3 separate regions of the Homo sapiens genome follow, and all the other regions are linked to region 1. Evidence: chromatin contacts called from ENCODE Hi-C or POLR2A ChIA-PET data. All regions are on one chromosome and are shown on one strand. The core of a region is the stretch at or near the end of the contact, and the rest is flanking DNA. Distances in the headings are between cores, read along the strand shown. Region 1 holds the start of SRSF5 (serine and arginine rich splicing factor 5). Region 2 has its middle 18 kb from the start of SUSD6. Region 3 overlaps SMOC1 (SPARC related modular calcium binding 1).

What was found. A loop is a pair of places that touch in the nucleus more often than their neighbours do. ChIA-PET counts read pairs that join two places held with the same protein, here RNA polymerase II (POLR2A). Pooled maps may share reads with other maps.
Region 2: POLR2A ChIA-PET joins it to region 1 with 12 read pairs in A673. The contact joins the enhancer-like site here to the promoter of SRSF5 in region 1. A Hi-C loop is called at or near these places in 4 of 168 maps with a recorded cell type or tissue (GM12878, chondrocyte, endothelial cell of hepatic sinusoid and 1 more), 3 of 37 single-sample maps with no recorded cell type and 15 of 50 pooled maps. POLR2A ChIA-PET finds 5 or more read pairs at or near these places in 25 of 52 experiments (A673, AG04449, AG04450 and 20 more).
Region 3: a pooled map shows a loop between it and region 1 (2.4-fold over the local background). The contact joins the enhancer-like site here to the promoter of SRSF5 in region 1. A Hi-C loop is called at or near these places in 1 of 50 pooled maps. POLR2A ChIA-PET finds 5 or more read pairs at or near these places in 2 of 52 experiments (Caco-2 and H1).

Annotation. Positions count from the first base shown.
Region 1 is chr14:69,765,781-69,768,480 of GRCh38, reverse strand. It overlaps SRSF5 (serine and arginine rich splicing factor 5), which reads right to left and starts at 1,339. Exons shown (of 8, transcript NM_001320214.2): 1 at 1,226-1,339; 2 at 199-343. The coding sequence starts at 324. LOC100289511 (a long non-coding RNA gene) reads left to right here and starts at 768. Exons shown (of 1, transcript NR_029378.1): 1 at 768-2,198. RefSeq lists enhancers at 413-462, 459-1,223, 1,333-1,382, 1,423-1,472.
Region 2 is chr14:69,591,930-69,594,629 of GRCh38, reverse strand. No RefSeq gene overlaps it. Among named protein-coding and RNA genes, the nearest start is that of SUSD6, 18 kb to the left of the region's middle. Within about 2 kb of position 1,342, at least 6 of the 41 ENCODE cell types and tissues checked have a DNase peak (open chromatin) inside an H3K27ac peak, as active enhancers do; they include A673, where a contact is called at or near this core.
Region 3 is chr14:70,017,653-70,020,352 of GRCh38, reverse strand. All of the region lies in intron 10 of SMOC1 (SPARC related modular calcium binding 1), which reads right to left. Among named protein-coding and RNA genes, the nearest start is that of SNORD169, 41 kb to the right of the region's middle. Within about 2 kb of position 1,417, at least 9 of the 41 ENCODE cell types and tissues checked have a DNase peak (open chromatin) inside an H3K27ac peak, as active enhancers do.

The DNA of each region.
Region 1 (2,700 bases), core at 90-2,589:
CCTAATCAAGGAGCCACTGGGAGTGGGGTTCCAGTGAGCCGGCAAGTTAAAGTTGTTTTCAGCCTCAATAAAATTCAGACATAAGGCTGGGTAACATTTTCTGAAGGCAAATATTCCACCCGGACTCAAGATCGAAAACAACTGCTTATCAAAACTCTACCTACTTAGCAGATAATTCACCCAGTTCTAAATACTTACCACAAAACCAAAGCCTCTTTTCAGATCAATATCTCTTATCCGTCCATATCCCTTGAAGAATCTTTCCACGTCCTTCTCCCTGGCCGCTGGATTTAGTCTCCCGATGAATACCCGACAGCCACTCATGATGTCCGGCTAGTACTTCCTATTAGAAAGTAATTCAATCGAGATAATAGCAATGACTGTCACAGAGAAACGCCTGATTAAACAATCAAAAACATCAACGGCATAAAATGTTTACACAGTGATGTTATGAACGAGATTGCCAACAGAGCCTCTAATGAGGCCAGGTTACCTGCAGACAAAATGAAAACCCAGCTCCCTCCCAACACGGTCCGCTACTGGGCCCAGACCGCAGCAACCGCAACGCCCACTGCCACCTTTCCAACTGCGCAGCCGCACACTCTCCGGGCTCTCCGGCCCCCTCCCATCTGCCGCAGTTAGGAAAGGCCGAGAAGTGCGGGCGGAGCCGCCCGCGCCCTCCGCAAAGCCAGCCCAATGGCGGCCTCGCGGGCGCGTCACAGCGGGTGGAAGCCAGAATCTCGCGACGCCTCGACCGCGCCTGCGCCAACAGCAGCGGGCGGGCGCTCTGCGGCCACAAAATGGCGGCGGTGGAATCAAAGGCAGCAGAGCTGCGCGTGCCAAATTCCCTCTTCCCTTCTCCTCCCAGCAACCCCCTTCTCGGGGGTCACTGCGGCCGCCCTACAAAAGGCCCAGCCGCATCGCCAGCAAAGTCAGGGAGATCCCGGCCCACTATTCTACGTGTCCAGGAGATGAAGACATTAAGACTGGCAGGGACGGGCGCACAACCGCTGTGTAAAAACGACCCGAACAGTGACCGCCCTTTCACCTCAGTACCCCTCAAACAGTATGCCAAAAGGGAGACGTGCCCCAGCGCCCACCTCGAATCAACTGCGCTCATTAGACGCCATCCTCCGCAAAGAGAGCAGCCCCGGCCGCTCACGATCTGAGCGGCCATGAAGAAGCCTCGATCCGAGAAGGCTTGCCCTCAAAGTGAGCCACTCACCTACCGGACGGGGTCTTTGGCGGCTGAGACCCAGACAGGTCCGTAGTCTGCGACGGAGTCGTCGACCTCCACGCAGACCAGGACTTAACTCGTCTACGCCACTCCACAACTGACGCACTTAGCAGCTCTGGCGCTCCACAAAATGGAGGGCGCGTCCTACGTCACTTCCGGGGACGCCCCTGGGCCTTGGGTCCACCCCGTTGGACCTAGGGAAGACGGAAGTTTTGGGAGGGCCGGAAATTTAGGAGGATGTGGGCCTCTCTGACACTGCGAGTGACCGAACCCTGCTCCCGCGGTGGGTGGGGTCGGGGGCGAGAACTCGTTTGGGCTCGGCCGGCTGGTGCCGGAGTCTGGAGGGACATCTGTTGACGTCGTTCGCCCCTGCTAAGTCCTTGGCGTTCGGTTCATCATCATCTCTCCCAGAAGAGTCTCCTGAGAAAAGTGGCAACCCTTCTTGTATCTAAAGTTTTTCTTAGACACCCAGAAGATTACTAATTAGGAGAAACTTAGCTTTGCAGAAATACCTGGCCTTTCCTTAGCTCTTGCTGCTTGCAATTTAAATTTGCCCTCAAAGCAGGGAGCTCCTAGATGTTCGAGTTCTTTTTTCAACCATGCCACAGCTGTGTGGTTTTGTTGTGGTGAGAAGACTAAGGCACTGAAGTATTTTTTAAATGAAAGGATTTTCACTGATGAAATGTTGAAAATGGGACTGCAGCTAGAAGGCTGTCTTGAATTGAGGCTGGAATACAGATTTCTGCATGTCCGTCACTCTGGGAGAGTGGCTGGAAGAGGTTTCAAGCTGTTTTTTGTTGTTTTTTTTGAGACAGTCTTGCTCTGTCGCCCAGGCTGGAGTGCAGTGGCGCGATCTGGGCTCCGCCTCCCGGGTTCACGCCATTCTTCTGCCTCAGCCTCCCGAGTAGCTGCGACTACAGGCGCCCGCCACCACACCGGCTAATTTTTTTGTATTTTTAGTAGAGACGGGGTTTCACCGTGTTAGCCGGGATGGTCTCGATCTCCTGACCTCGTGATCGGCCCGTCTCGGCCTCCCAAAGTGCTGGGATTACAGGCATGAGCCACCGCGCCCGGCCTCAAGCTGCTTTTAAGTCCAAATGGTATTTGGTTAATCCTCTCCGTTCAGATTTCTGTAATGTAACACATGAAAGTTTACAATTCTTTAGAAACAGACAATGCCGTGCTTTCAAAGTGGGTGTAAAACACAGCCCTCCATATTAACTCCCGCGTTGTCCCGATAAGGTTGGTAGACCTAGAAACTTAGGCATAAAGAGATTGCTTAACTTCGCTTTAATGCTTTTATGTAGAACCCAGTGCACCCCATTTTTGAGAAGTGCCTGGAATGTGGAGTTGCATGCTTGCAACTAGAGTTAAACAGAGAAAAAGTAGTTCCGGAAGGAGAGCAACTGACCCTTAACTCGACCTCAGGGGCCTTTAGGCACTCAGAACTGAAACTTGGATAG
Region 2 (2,700 bases), core at 93-2,592, 170 kb after region 1:
GCAGTGGCGCAATCTCGGCTCACTACAACCTCTGCCTCCTGGGTTCAAGCGATTCTCCAGCCTCGGCCTCCCAAGTAGCTGGGACTACAGGCGCGCACCACTGCGTCCAGCTAATTTTTGTATATTTAATAGAGACTGGGTTTCACCATGTTGGCCAAGCTGGTCTCGAACTCCTGACCTCAGGTGATCTGCCCACCTTGGCCTCCCAAAGTGCTGGGATTACAGGCCCAGTGCTCTTTTCTTTTCTTTTTCTTTTTTCTTTTTTTTTTCTTTTTTGAGACAGAGTCTCACTCTGTTGTTGCCCAGGCTGGACTGCAGTGATATGATCTCGGCTCACCACAACCTCCGCCTCCCAGGTTCAAGCGATTCTCCTGCCTCAGCCTCCTGAGTAACTGAGATTACAGGCACACGCCACCATGCCCAGCTAATTTTTGTATTTTTAGTAGACATGGGGTTTCACTATGTTGGCCAGGCTGGTCTCAAACTCCTGACCTCATGCTCCGCCTGCCTTGGCCTCCCAAAGTGCTGGGATTACAGGCATGAGCCACCACCCCTGGCCTCCAGTGCTCTTTTCTCTGTACTGTGTGATAACGTGTCTTTTCCCTAAAGCTACTCTTAAGCAGATCGCTGTAGTCAGCCAAGTGTATCTTTCATCATGTTTGTTAAGGTCCCCTGGCTTCTCCTTTTTGCCCCCTTTGCCCAGACTCAACTGCCCAGTGCTTCAAACTGAAATGGCAGAATTTCAGGCAGGCCCAGGGAAAGTGGCTTCTAATTGGCATACCTCTCTCGTCCCTCAAATCACCTATTCCAAAAGGCAGTAAGATCAGCTCTGTCTGAGTGGCTGGGCTTTGTGTGCAAAAACGTGGTTAATGGATACAGTGCCTACATTATTTCTACCATTTCTCAAATCCTGACTCCTTTGCAAACTACAGACATGAAGTTGTTCCCATTTTTAAAACAGGGAGGCTGAGTGTGAAGCTGGAAGAGGCAGGAATATCCGCTAAGTCCTCCGTGGGTGAGGTGTCAGGGAGGTGTTCACATTAAAACTTCTTCTGTGCCTTTCTTTCACTTTGGAAATGACTCACTGTGATTCTAGTCTCTTGGGGGGGCTGACGGGGGCTCCCCAGGGACCCCTGATGACAGCTGACCCTTCCTAGGTCTCTCCATTGGTGCAGTGTCTGTGGGTCTTTGTTCAATGGTTTTTTTTGAGCTATCCAAATCCCAGTCCTTGCCTGCTGCCTGCCTAGCTCTCTGAATGCTCTCGATCCACAGGCAACATCTGCTCCAGAGGCTTAATCCCCCATTTGGAAGGTTTCCCTTCTAAAATCTCTGGCCTGGCACCACTCCCAGCCCTAGTCAGCAAAGAGCTGCAGCGTTTATGTGGCTTTTCCAGCAATAGCTTTGTATGGTGTAGGGGGCAGCTTTGATCTCTGTGTTGCTGGGAAGGGTTGAGAATGGAGGAGGTACAAAGAAGAGAAGAAAGGAGGGCCTGCACACACTTGTTCAGGCTCAAGACCTTGCGCCCAGCACCTGAAGGCTCTGTACAGCCCTGAGGAGTCAACAGGTGTGATTTACACATTTAAAATGCAACTTTGATACTAACCCTCAGGCAGAAATATTTGTCAGTTTTAGGAGTATATTGTGGAATTTGGAGTTAAGGGGGGTGTCTATCAACGCATCTTGTTATCTTTTGGAGTTAGGGAGTGTCTATGAATGTACGTAGTTTTCTTCTAGTTATGAGACATTTAAATATTTTGTGATCGTATTAACAAAGACACTATGTCTACAGTCCTACTCTCTGGATGCCTCAGCTTCGTAGATTATTCTAAAGTCTTGCTGTATAATATGCCTCAGAAGAGGACACGGCTTTTGTGACAAGTGATGACACAGATGCTCAAAAACAAGAAGTAATTTGACAAGGTTACAGAAATTTTGCAGAGAAAACCACATAATTAACAATCCAGGCTGGGCGCAGTGGCTCCCGCTTGTAACCCCAGCTATTTGGGAGGCCAGGGTGGGTGGATCACCTGAGGTCAGGAATTCAAGACCAGCCTGGCCAACATGGTGAAACCCCATCTCTACTAAAAATACAAAATTAGCCAGGTGCGGTGGTGTGTGCCTGTAATCCCAGCTACTTGGGAGGCTGAGGCAGGAGAATGGCCTGAACCCGGAGGCAGAGGTTGCAGTGAGCCGAGATCGTGCCATTGCCCTACAGCCTGGGCAACAAGAATGACACTCTGTCTCAGAAGAACAATAAAAAATAAACAACAACAACAAAAAAAAATCCAATGACTCCCAGACCCCCCAAATTTAACAAACTCAAGGACCCAAGTTCCCCATGGGTCACCCTGGCCTCAGAACCCTGCAGCAAATCCTCCAGACCCTTCTATCTTGTCCCAGACCCCAAGAGCCCTCACTCCCTCTTCCAGCAGGCCCATCTGTAGCCTTTCTAGAGGCACCGAATGTTCAGTTTGGGAATCCATCCTGGGATCTCTCAGACTTCCCCACCAAGACACACACTCTGACTCTAGCCTTCCTAATGTCCAGTTCTCCCTAGAGCCCCTTGGAGCCACAAGTCTCAGCAACACCCACCCCCAGCCCACCCCAACCTGTACAGGACTGGCTCTTTCACTGGGTCCAGGAATAGGATTCAGTGAAAACCCATTGCCTCTGACTGGTTGCCTTCTGCAGCTTCCCTAG
Region 3 (2,700 bases), core at 168-2,667, 250 kb before region 1:
CCAGGCCAAACTCCAAGTACATTAATAGCAGAAAATTTCAGCTTTGAGTCCATGAGGGATTGTGAACCCTCTGAGAGCCTACACAAAGATGTGAGCTCTCTCTCTAGAGAAATGGACATACACAGAGAAGTCTGCAGATTTCAGATTAATGGACTCCCTAAATCCATTCAAAGTCCATGGACTCAGGTTAAAAAAAAAAAAGACAAAAACAAAACAAAACAAAACCCTTGATCTAGAGGAATGGAGGCTCTAGCCATGGCCCAAGAAGAATATTTAAGCATGATGCTTAAAGAAGAAGATGGAGTCAGACAAAAGACAGTAGCTGGAAGGGTTTGGGGATAGTTTCCCTACTTCCAACAAAACTATTGAAGGCAATGGATTTAAAAACTCTGTAAATCAAGTTTCTGGCCTGGCAACAGCCTTAAGTCACAGATGAAGTTGACAGCAGGTACCCACTATGCTTTGTACAAGCTCTTGGCTAAGACTTAGATCCAGCAGGAGTCCTAGCATAGCAGTAAGTCTGTGCAAAAGAAGACCCAAGAGGCCTCTGTTAACTGAACAAAATCTGAGATTTTTCCTGGGGGAGTGCTGGATAGGCATGGAGCAGGGAGGCCTCCCCCAGAGCTTCAGGAATCTCTCAAGCAGTCTTTGCTGGAGACTTTCCATCACAGTTAGACCCCCTCAACCACAAAGCCATAGCCCAAGAAAGCCCAAAGCCTTGCCCCTTCCCCTCCCAGCTCCAGGATTACACTGGCCTCAGGCTCCCAACCTGTCTCACACAAGCACACATATATTCCACTGGAGGTCAGGACTGCCGAATTCAAAGCTGGTCATCAGGCAAAGGCTGGGGACCTAAGTTAGAGGGAGCAAGAGCTCCTTAGGATCAGTGTAACAGCACTCGCTTGTCCACACTGCAGACTTCTCCATGGGTAAAGTACTACTTCTACTAAAAGGGCTCACTGGGTAGGTACAATATCCAAGTTTCCTTGGATATGGTATGAAAAGACACACCCAAATGATACCAGATTCCAGATTTTAGAAGACTATGGTTCAGACAACATAAGCCAAATAACGTTGGTGTCTGCCCTACCTCTGGGCTGTTTTTGTGACTGTCCTGTTGACTTCTGCCTCCAGGGATGAGGAAACCCACTAGAGCCAAGTTCCTCCCCAAACTGGCCCCAAGGAGCCTTCTCCCAGTTTCAGAGGTGGCATAGGCTACACTTCTCCCACAGCACTTTCAGTTTTGCTTCTGCAGCCTCAGCCCCACCAGGCCTTGGCTGCAATGCACAGCTGGAGAGCCAGCTCCGTTTACCACAAGGAAACCTGCTTTGGCCAAGATCTCGGGCCCAGTTCTGCTGTCCTAAGCAGTTTTAGAGAAGGTAAGGCGGGACGGCCTGGAGGCACTAGCCAAGCCAAGCAGACCAACTGAGCCCCGTCTGGAGTTGGGTCCAGGCCCCGCCAGCTGTGCGGGTGCGGCTGGGAAATGCCAAGTCAGCCACATTCCAGCCTCTTCCTTGCAAAGCCATCAACAGGCAACCACACTGGGCAGGAAGGAGGAAGCCACAGTACAGTCTCCCCTCAGGGGACCACGTGAAGGGCCAAGAGGCTCACACAGCCCTTCCCACCTCCCCTCAAAGTTGACTTTCCCTGGGGGAGGGTGAAGCCAGGAGAGGGTTCCCCTGCTCTAGAAGACTCTGCCGGCTGAGATCTCAGAAATCTTCCTTTGGGACTGATAAATGCTAATGGGTGCTGTGGGAAGGCTGTTCTAAGGGGGAACACTGCCTCCTGGAGCCCTGGCCAGAGGGGCCAAAGGGATAACTCACTCACACAGAAAACATTCACCAAGAGGGACTATCATCCATTGATATTTGCAATGCACACCCTCCCACGCACCTGCCATAGAGTTTTCACAGACACCCCATTCTACTCTGCCTATTTTTAGATCTTTGTAGCACTGTTTTTTGCTAATAAATCAGGCCAGAAAAGGGAGTAGATGCCTCCCACTCTTCTACTCCCTGCATGTAGCAAGTCTTGAAATCCTATTGATTTCTTTACAAAAGCTTCAGCAAATCATCCCTTTCCCACGGTCCATGCCCTCATCACCCTTCATGCTGACACTTGCTATCGTCTTCCTGCCTGCCTTGCTCCCCTCCAATCCTGCTTCCATAGTGCCATCAGGATGACTCTGCAAAAATGCCCACCTAACCCTGCAGCTCCCTTCTGCCCTGCATCTTGACTCCCAGGGCCTGGCACCAGCTGGGCTCTGCTCAACTCTGCAGCCTCATCTCCTACCTGTCCCCAGCCTGACTCCCAAACATAAACCATACTACTTCTTACAATTCCTTCCACACTTCCTACCCTGTTCACACCTCACTACCCACATGGTCCCCTCTGCTGGAAGGCCCTTACCCCTGGTCCATCTAGGTCAGGCATTTTCCCACTCATAAGGGAAGATGGGGCTCCACTGTTGCTCCCATGGAAGGCCTTCCCTCACATGCTCTGGCTCCCCAGGGTCCCTGCAACACTTTCTCAGCCTCTATTATCCTACCGACTTTATACTGCAGTCATATGGTTGTTCTGTATCTCCCTTCCAGACCAGAAATGATCCCCTTTTCTTCAGATGCCCCAGAACCTAGCATGGAGCTCATACCAGGGGCGGGTTGAAACGTGAGAGCTGATGCAAAGCCAACATCTCCATGC